Regions from separate parts of the Homo sapiens genome. Here region 2 is linked to region 1. Evidence: read pairs that join two places in POLR2A ChIA-PET (ENCODE). Cell type or tissue: OCI-LY7. All regions are shown on one strand.

Region 1 (5,000 bases):
ACCTGTGATTTTGGCATAGAGACCATGGGTACCTGAGGCCAGGATGGGGTTACAGAAGAAAGAGAATGAGAAGAACATCATCACAAAAAATGTTTCTCCTGGGCAAGTTATCCCCTGAGTAGAGAGGCTGGGGCATCCTTCTGCTGGAAGGGTTTGGGCTGATGAAAGCTGATTCCCAGAAAATAAGTGATGACCAATCAGGAGGGGTCAGGTTTCTAAGGGCCAGATGCAGGAGGGCGTCCTCACTTATAAGACTGAGGAAGTGGTGTACGTGCAGACTGACTTAGAAAATTTTACTGAGCCAGTCAGCTCCAAAACACAAAGAGATACACTTTTGCCCTTATACTTTTAGGGTGGGTAGGCCTCCCGCAAAGCACACACTTGGAGACCATGCCTCCAGCCATTCTGTCTTTTGGCCTGGTGTGTATATGAAGGAAGAGGCAGCTACAGGCAGGCTTTGTTTTCCTTTTTTCAGTTTGGAACATTTAGAAGCAGATAAATTGGCATAAAGCAAACATAATTACATGTTAACTTCAAAGAGGGAAAATATCACGTACATTAAATTCCGTAACCTGCCATGAAGGAAATTATTCATGTTGACCTAATTTTATTTCTGATCTACCTACCATAGTTTAGAATAAAAATGTTGGTTGATTTTATAACTCAATGCTTTTATTGGAAAACAAGGTTTTTAAGTGGCAATATACTTCTGAATAGAATATGCATTGTCCCAACAGTGTATTTTACAAGTAACTGATAGCTATGGATAATGAGTGGCCACTTTGGAAGGGCATTTAACATCTTCTTAAAAAGTAAAACTATAGGCTCATTCATTTTTGTCTTTATTTAATTTTTTATATTTTATTGTTATTATTATTCATTTATTATTATTAATCATGGTTTCTTTACCTTCTTGTTTTCATGCATTTACTCAATCAAGTATCTCAGTTTCTGGTTAGAGCAATATTATTTTCACTCTTTCATTAATTTCTGGTTTATTTTATTTTAGGTGCTAGAGATGACACTGCAGAGTAGAGAACAAAGGAATCTTAGTAATTGTTCAATCCAATCTCCACACTTTAAAGATGAAGAAACTGGTATTGAGAAAAATACACAGCTTATCCAAGGTTGCACTGCTGGTTGGTAGCTGAGATGAATTTAGAACCCACATCTGATGACTACACCATATTGCTCCCAGTTTTCCTGTCTGTTCCACATGTAAAAGTCTGACTCTTCACTTCTCCTTTGAGTATATAGACTTTTAACATTTTTGTATGTCAAGATGGACTTTTCCTCATACCCAGCCCCTGCCTTTTCTCCTCCCTTCATACCTTGCAGGATCTTTAACAGAATTTAAAAGGAGTTTTTTGTTTTGTTTTGATGTATCTAATAAAAGTCAAGGGAGGGAGAGGGCCAGTATAAGCAAGAGTACAGTTTCCTAGTTTGTAGATGCGGTAGTCTGAGGAATCAGAAACACACAAAGGTTTGGAGAACTGGTACATGCTCCCAGGTGGGAAGCCAGGACTCTTGGTAGGATCTTGAGGACAAGGCAAAGGACAATAAGAGAGCGAGGGGATCCTAGAGGTGGAATCAAGGAAGAGAAACTAGAGAGAGAAAAAGGAACTGGCTATCCATCCATGATGGATCCTGTGTGGACTGATGGGTGGCTTGGCATCATCCTTTAGTAGACTTCATGTGGTTGAATAATTGGCCAATGGAAGGAATTTCTTTTTTGGTAACAGACTCTGTGTGTACAGTTATGGGTCTTAATTTATAATAAAAGGTTACATTGAAAATTGAGCATATTGGCAACTTTGGGCTTTAATATTACTACTGTGCTATTTAGGTCCCAACCATCCTAGCTAATCTGGGCATTCTTGAAACAGCTCTCATTATTGGTATGTCAAACCGTCTCATAGGGCATGTACTTAACAAAAGTGGAGTGAAGGGTTCAGGATGCATAAATGGGGTGAAGCTCGTGGTATTCCATTCCTTTTTACTGAAGCCACTCCTACCAGCTGCCTTCTAGATTGTTCACCTTATATGAGCATGGTGCAGTATAGAAGTTGTAGACTTTGGCCTCAGACAGATCTAAATTCTAATCTCAGATCACTACTTCCTGGTTGAGGACAAGATTTCTTTAACCACCCCAAGTCCCAATTTTCTCATGTCTAAAATGGCAGAAATAATGTGTACTTTGCAGGGTTGTTGTGAGAGTTAAGTAATATGGGTAATGCACTTGGGACAGTGCTTCACACAAAATTGTCAGTAAATGGTGATCTTTCTTTTCCTGGCACTACAAAGCTGAGGAGAGGAGGGAGGGAGGGAGATGAATGTCTGGAGGAAGAAAGGGCAGGAGTTTCTTCATCTTTGAGTGAAGGAGCATTGAGGGTTAGCAGGGATATAGGAATAGTGAGTTGGCTGGGAAGAAAAAAAGGATTAAAAGAGGAAAAGAATAGGAAAAAAGAAGGATACCATGGAGAAAATGGGCAACGGCCCCAGAAAGAAGAGCAAGAATGGCAGTGATGGTGAGCATTGCTGGAATGATGGAAGGTTCTCCGGCCCCGGTGATGCGTGGGCACCACCGGAGAGCTTGTTAGAAATGCAGAGTCTCTGTCCCTCCCCAGACCCTCTGAATCATAATTTGCAATTTAATGAGAGGTCCCCAGGTGATTCCCATATCCATTAATTCTGCAGAGTTGATGTTTTCATCTGCGGTGGCGGGGGGCGGGGGGGGGGGGTGCGGTGGGGGTGCGGCAGGTGTTCAGCAGATTCAAATCAAGAGGAAGTCCCCAAGGGCTTTAGGTTATCTCTAAATTTATCAGGAAGACTTCCCATCGAAGTGGGTTGAGATCCAGGATGTGTCACTTTCCTTTGTATTCTGATCTGGCTGGTCTGGACAGAGGTTCTGCAAACCAGAGTCATGCTGTGGACTCAGGGATTCTTGGAACTTCTCGTCTGAATCCAAAGTAGCAGGTGTGAAGGAACAAGGAAGTGGAGTGGTGAACATTATTTGTCTATAGAGGAAACAGGAAGAGAATGGGGATTCTTCTTTTAGACACATCTGGCAAGTGAGGCAGTCATCCTGCACCGCACCCTCCTCCCTGCGCCTTCAGCTCCCGGTGCCCTACCTTTTCTCTGAGCAACAGAAGCACTTTTGTCTGCATTTAGGTTGCTCATCACTGGTGCATTGGAAAGAACACTGGGCTAATGCCTTCGGGCAAGCCACTTCACCACCCTGGCTCCAGTCTCCTCATATGCAAGAAGGGCTTAAAATTGTGATGGTAGGTGCCCAGGGTTTCCCAGTGCAGTGGGGACTGGAACTGTGGTCTTCTGGTGACTGTTTCTACCTTATGGTACTCTCAAGTCAGCAGGTAGCCAGGTGATAAAAGGGAAAGAAGCTGCTGGGTGTAAAATTAAAAAGCGGCCCTCCCCTGGGGCCAGCGGGAGCGCAGAAACAGTTGCTGTTCAGTCTTGCCACTTGTCAGCATGAGGGAATTTGGGCCCAGGATAGCCAGACAATCTTTTTTTCCAAGAAAAACTAGAAGTCCAGACTTTTCTGTTAGATTTTCTTAGTTTTTTTTAGAGACTCTGAATTCATTAAACACACACACACACACACACACACACACACACACACACACACACAAAATGAGAAAACCTGCTGCTCATACAAAACAAATCTGAGGGCAGAGTTTTGAAGACTGGCAGTGAATTCATTGAAAAAAACAAAAACAAAAACACAATGAAAAAACCTGCTGCTCATACAAAACAAATCTGAGGGCTGCAGCAGCTCACAGGATGCCAGTGTGTGACGTCTTTCCTAAGTCTTTTAAAAGAGAATTGACATTTTCATTAGACTTGAAATAGGTAAACAGGACAAAGACTCTGGAGTAGCTGCTTACCCCAGTATGGCAGGCCCTGGCAATGCCTCCCCCAGGGATATAAAAACATGGATTTCGCTGGTTGTGGTGGCTCACCCCTGTAATCCCAACACTCTGGGAGGCCTAGTCGGGTGGATCATCTGAGGTCAGGAGTTTGAGACCAGCCTGGCCAACACGGTGAAATCCCGTCTCTACTAAAAATACAAAAAAATTAGCCAGGCATGGTGGTGCACGCCTATAATCCCAGCTACTCAGGAGGCTGAGGCAGGAGAATCGCTTGTATCTGGGAGGCGAAGGTTGCAGTGACCCAAGATCGCGCAATTGCACTCCAGCCTGGGCAAGAGGAGCGAAACTCTGTCTCAAAAAAAACAAAAACAAAAACAAAATCACACATACATACGGATTTGCCCTTCTTGATGGACACAGTTTGAATAAAATATAGTTGCCATACCCTTTCCATTGCAACTAAACATAAAAATACAAGAATATTCAATAAGTCATACACTATGGGATGAAAAGAGCATGTCATAATTAGCTGATTAACCACTGTCATCCTCTTGTCATATGCTGATACATGAGTAATGTATGTTTGGATTATTGATTGCATCCAAGCTAGGATTCCTTTGTGGCATCAGCAGAAGGACACGGTGACCACAGAGGTCCACCTCAAGTTACTACCTTTTGTGAAGTGATAATGGGGTGCACAGCCAGGTGTAATTCAAGCACATCTTCCTACAGGCAGTGGGTGGTTATGGCTGCACTGCTGTCGCTGTATTGCTTGCAGCCTTAATGGGAATCTTTATTGAAACGGAAATCTAATTCCATTTAGGTTAATAATATGCTCACTCAATCTTCCTTCCCAGAACTAGCCTGATCTTTACACCTTCTGAGGGGAAACTGGCAGTGATTCCTCACTGCAGGTGGATATCTCATCAGATAAAGCAGGGTTAGGAAAAATTTACATTTTTACTCCAAGCCATTTTGGTTGCTTTTTTTCATAATGAAAGTGCAGTAACTCTCTCTTATCTCTGCATGCAGTGGTGGTAAAAATGTGTAGGACCACAGTAGTTGGCATTTGTCTCCCAGATAGGCCAGCCTGAAACTTGGGAGTGGAAT
Region 2 (5,000 bases), 390 kb before region 1:
GATGGGGTTTCACCTTATTGGCCAGGTTGGTCTTGAACTCCTGACCTCAAGTGATCCACCGGCCTCAGCCTCCCAAAGTGTTAGGATTACAGGTGTAAGCCATCGCGCCTGGCCTGGTGCTTAATTTTGGTGTTAAGTGATAGGTTTTGGTTGCTAACCTAATTGTATTGTTCCCATCATTGGCTAAGGTAAGCTTGGGGAATTAATTGTAGAATTACTCTTTGGAATGGGAAACCTATTCTGTATCTTTTTAGGGGTGTTTATAGGGATGTGTATGTGTTATCTCTCTCTTTTTTTTTTTCTGAGATGCAGTCTCACTCTGTCACCCAGGCTAGAATGCAGTGGCACAATCTCGGCTCAGTGCATCCTACGCCTCCTGGGTTCAAGTGATTCTCCTGCCTCACCCTCCCGAGTAACTGGGATCACAGGCATGCACTACCATACCCGGCTAATTTTTGTATTTTTAGTAGAGACGGGGTTTCACCATGTTGGCCAGGCTGGTCTCAAACTCCTGACCTTAGGTGATCTGCCCACCTCGGCCTCCCGAAGTGCTGAGATTACAGGCGTGAGCCACCACGCCTAGCCTACATGTGTTATCTTTCATAGAATGATACACTCCTAGAGAGTCAATTTTACTCTGGGAATTTTTGAGACAGGGTCTTTCTCTTTCACCCAACCTGGAGTGCAGTGGCACAGTCTAGGCCCATTGCAACCACTGACTCCCGGGCTCAAGCGATCCTCCCACCTCAGCCTCTCAAGTAGCTGGGCCTACAAGTATGCGCCACCACACCTGGCTAATTTTTTATATTTTTAGTAGATACGGGGTTTCACCATGTTGGCCAGGCTGGTCTCGAACTCCTGAGCTCAAGTGATCTACTTGTGTCGGCCTCCCAAAGTGCTGGGATTGCAGGTGTGAGCCACTGCCTGACCGGGATAAATTTTTAAAATGAAACTTAAATGACTGGGTGCAGTGGCTCACACCTGTAGTCCCAGCATTTTGGGAGGCCGAGGTGGGTGGATCACCTGAAGCCAGGAGTTGCAGACCAGCCTGGCCAACATCGCGAAACCTCGTATCTACTAAAAATACAAAAATTAGCCAGGTATGGTGGTGGGTAATCCCAGCTACTCGGGAGGCTGAAGCGGGAGAATCGCTTGAACCTGGGAGGAGGAGGCTGCAGTGAGCCAAGATCGTGCCACACTGCACTCCAGCCTGGGTGACAGAGCAAGACTCTGTCTCAAAAAGAAAAAGAAAGTCACACACAAAAAAATGTGCTAAAAACTGATTTTTTTGGTGCTTTGTATCACCTTGCTCTGACAGTCTCTTTCCTTCTCCAAATTTGATAATGCTCTTCTTCTGCTTCTGATACGTCAGTATTTCTTGCAACATCATTGTTTCAACCCAGAGCTCTTGTGGTTTCTGGGATTAGCTGCCACAAGTTCCCCACACATGTCAAACTAAGAGCTCTCCATGCCAGTATCAGCCCTCAGAGTGTTAAACAGGAGAGGGGCTGTTTTAAGAGTGGCAGTGAATGCTTGGCATGTTAGTCTGTGAATTTTGTATGAAAACCACTTTTACAAACTATTGTTTTAGAGCTGAAGTTTTCTCAGCAGGTCACCTGATACCATGCTCTCCCTCCAGTTTTTGTAAGACAGAGTCTGGCTGTGTTGACCAGGTTGATCTTGAACTCCTAGGCTCAAGCAATGCTTCCGCCTGAGCCTCTTGAGTAGCTGGGACTATGGGTGCACACCACTGTGCCCAGCTTCCTTTTTTTTTTTTTTTTTTGAGTCAGGGTCTCACTCTGTCACCCAGGATGGAGTGCAGTGGCACGATCACAGCTCACTGCAGCTTCAACCTCCTGGGCTCAAACGATCCTCCCACTTCAGCCTCCCAGGTGGCTGGAACTACAGGCCTGTGCCACCATGCCTGGCTGATTTTTTTGAGACGGAGTTTTGCCCTTGTTGCCCAGGCTGGAGTGCAATGGCATGATCCCGGCTCACTGCAACCACCGCCTCCCAGGTTCAAGCAATTCTCCTGCCTCAGCCTCCTGAGTAGCTGGGATTTCAGGTGTCCGCCACTACGCCTGGCTAATTTTTGTATTTTTAGTAGAGACGCGGTTTCTCCATGTTTGCCAGGCTGGTCTCGAACTCCTGACTGCAAGTGATCCGTCCGCCTCAGCCTCCCAAAGTGCTGGGGCTACAGGCGTGAGCGACCGTGCCGGCAATTTTTTTGTATTTTTTATAGAGATGGGGATTCACTGTATTGCCCAGGCTGGTCTCAAACTCCTGGAGTCAAGTGTTCCAACCTGTCTTTGGCTGAGATTACAGGTGTAAGCCACTATGCCTGCCCCACCTCGATTTTTTTTTTTTTTTTGAGACAGAGTCTTGCTCTGTCACCCAGGCTGGAGTGCAACGGCACTATCTCAGCTCATTGGACCCTCCATCTCCCAGGTTCAAGGATTCTCTTGCCTCAGCCTCCTAAATAGCTGGGATTACAGGCCCGTGCCACCATACCCAGCTAATTTTTGTATTTTTAGTAGAGACGGGGTTTTGTCATGTTGGCCAGGCTGGTCTCTCAACCTCAGGTGATCTTCCCACCTCGGCCTCCCAAAGTGATGGGATTACAGGCATGAGCCACCACGCCCAGACCGCCCCCCGCCCCCACCAATTTTTAATCCAAGTTGAAACGTGTATTTAAAGTCAGCCCTCTTGGCTGGATGTGGTGGCTCATACCTGTAATCCCAGCACCTTAGGAGGCTGAGGCGGGTGGATCTCTTGAGGCCAGGAGTTCGAGACCAGCCTGGCCAACATGGCCAAACCCCATCTCTAGTGAAAAATACAAAAATTAGCCAGGTGTGGTGGCACATGACTGTTGTCCCAGCTACTCGGGAGGCTGAGACAGGAGAATTGCTTGAACGCGGGATGCAGAGTTGCAGAGAGCCGAGGTCGCACCACTGCACTCCATCCTGGGCAACAGAGCGAGACTCCATCTCAAATCAATCAATCAATCAACCCTCTTAATTTTTTTTCTACCTGTGGCCACCTCTCCTCTTGTCTGATTTTCAGTTATTTCTGACTAGTGAAACACAGTTGCATCAGTATCAGGGCATTGATTGCTCAATTGAATAAGTCATTTACTGGCCTTTTCTTGTATGTCAGGGGCTGTTTTGGTTTGAGCATGGAGCTAGCAGAGCGAAGGACTGAGGCTTGCTTAGGATTGGGGGTGCAGTATACACCCAACTGCCCCGAACCCTAATCAGCTTGTGTGGTCACAAAATAAAACACTTGATAAAATGGGAAGTGCAGCGGAAACTCAGCTTATACCTCCTAGGAAAATTAGTCACCGTTGTGCAGTCAGTCACATGGCTGGATGCTGGAATGTGCGGTCCCTCCTTCCACCTTGAGCCTCAGCTTCTGCATGCCAAGGTTAATACGCAGAGTCTCCTGTGAGCCATGTGAGGAGGTAGCCCTCCACGAGGTTGGGGAGAACGTAAGTGGAACTTCTTAGCTGAGGAAGATGGCACATTTACTCAAGACTCAGAAGACGCAAGTGACCAAAGATTAAGACGCCAAATCACAGGCGCGCGGGCAGGGTTGTGCGGCTGTGCTTGGCTGCATGCGGAAGATGAGGTTGTGCTCTGACTGAATAAGGAAGGCAGCTACAATTACAGCTTTAGAAAAACTCTGGGGAAAATTGCCCTGGTTTTGTGAGGACTGGTATTTTTCAAACTGCATTTGCAGATGTGCCTAAAAATAAAAACAAATTGCGAACATGTCCTGCAAGTCCCTTGGGCAGGATGCCACTGCCAAGGGGGCTGGGTCCTGAGACCCTTGAGGCTCCCAGCCGGTCCTGTGAACCCAGAGACCCGCGGCACCAGAGTGGATGGCATGGGAACATTCCTCCTGTCCTCAGGGAGAGCATTTTATTTGGTTTCATCCCCCTCCCTCCAGTTTCTATGTTTCATTGGAAAGAAAAGTTACTAAACCTTTTTAATCTTTTAAGCCATTTTATTTAATTTGCAGTTCTTAAAAATTCACTATTAAAATGTACTTTAGGCTGGGCGGGATGGCTCACACCTGTAATCCCAGAACTTTGGGAGGCCAAGGCAGGTGGAACTTTGAAGCCAGGAGTTCAAGGCCATCCTGGCCAACATGGTAAAACCCCGTCTCTACTGAAAATACAGAAATTAATCAGGCATGGTGGTGCCCACCTGTAATCCCAGCTGCTTGGGAGGCTGAGGCAGGAGAATCGCTTGAACCCAGGAGGCAAAGGTTGCAGTGAGCCAAGATTGTGCCACTGCACTCCAGCCTGGGCGACAGAATGAGACTTTGTCTCAAAAAAATAAAAAAATAAAATGCACTTTAAACATCTTTTCCTTAAAAAAAAAAAAAGAAGCTTTATAATAGGTAACTTTGAGTGCTATGTGTCAGACACTTTCTCCTTTGTAGTTTTCACAAAAACTTTTTGAGGTGAGGTAGATGTGTCCAGCTCCTATTACAGAATACAGCTTGGATGGGTAGGTAAACAGCTGGCCTGGTGTTAGATGCTAAATATTTTAACTCGGTTAAAAACCTTTTTGGGCTGGGTGCAGTGGCTCATACCTGTAATCTCAGCACTTTGGGAGGCCGAGGCGGGTGGATCAGCTGAGGTCAGGAGTTCCAGACCAGCTGGGCCAACATGGTGAAACTCTGTCTCTACTAAAAATACAAAAATTAGCCGGATGTGGTGGTGCATGCCTGTAATCCCAGATACTTGGGAGGCTGGGGCAGGAGTATCACTTGAACCCGGGAGGCAGAGGTTGCAGTGAGCCGAAATTGTGCCACTGCACTCCAGTCTGGGCGACAGAGCGAGACTCCGTCTCAAAAAAAAAAAAAAAAAAGCCCTCTTTGAAAACTGGGCTGGGTTAAGGGTCAGGTGTGGTGGCTTGCATCTGAAATCCCAGCACTTTGGGAGGCTGAGGCCGGAGGGTTGCTGGAAGCCCGGAGTTTGAGACCATTTTGGG

What was found. Peaks named below come from ENCODE experiments on the same cell type or tissue, not always from the same donor. Only the 100,000 strongest peaks of a DNase experiment are listed, where the experiment ranks them.
Region 2: POLR2A ChIA-PET joins it to region 1 with 10 read pairs; 1 of 35 experiments calls an interaction of 5 or more read pairs at or near these places.

What each region holds. Positions count from the first base shown.
Region 1 is chr6:106,714,252-106,719,251 of GRCh38, reverse strand. LINC02532 (long intergenic non-protein coding RNA 2532) reads left to right here. Exons shown (of 7, transcript NR_033557.2): 7 at 1,010-1,800. It overlaps LOC105377927 (a long non-coding RNA gene), which reads right to left. Exons shown (of 4, transcript XR_942841.3): 4 at 2,740-3,017. Among named protein-coding and RNA genes, the nearest start is that of LINC02526, 21 kb to the right of the region's middle. In OCI-LY7, no CTCF peak of the experiment used is centred here; DNase peaks (open chromatin) are centred at 2,146, 3,051 and 3,791; H3K4me3 peaks cover 2,162 bases; H3K27ac peaks cover 3,625 bases.
Region 2 is chr6:107,106,814-107,111,813 of GRCh38, reverse strand. The region is part of intron 1 of BEND3 (BEN domain containing 3); the gene reads left to right. Among named protein-coding and RNA genes, the nearest start is that of BEND3, 6.2 kb to the left of the region's middle. In OCI-LY7, no CTCF peak of the experiment used is centred here; no DNase peak of the experiment used is centred here; H3K27ac peaks cover 437 bases.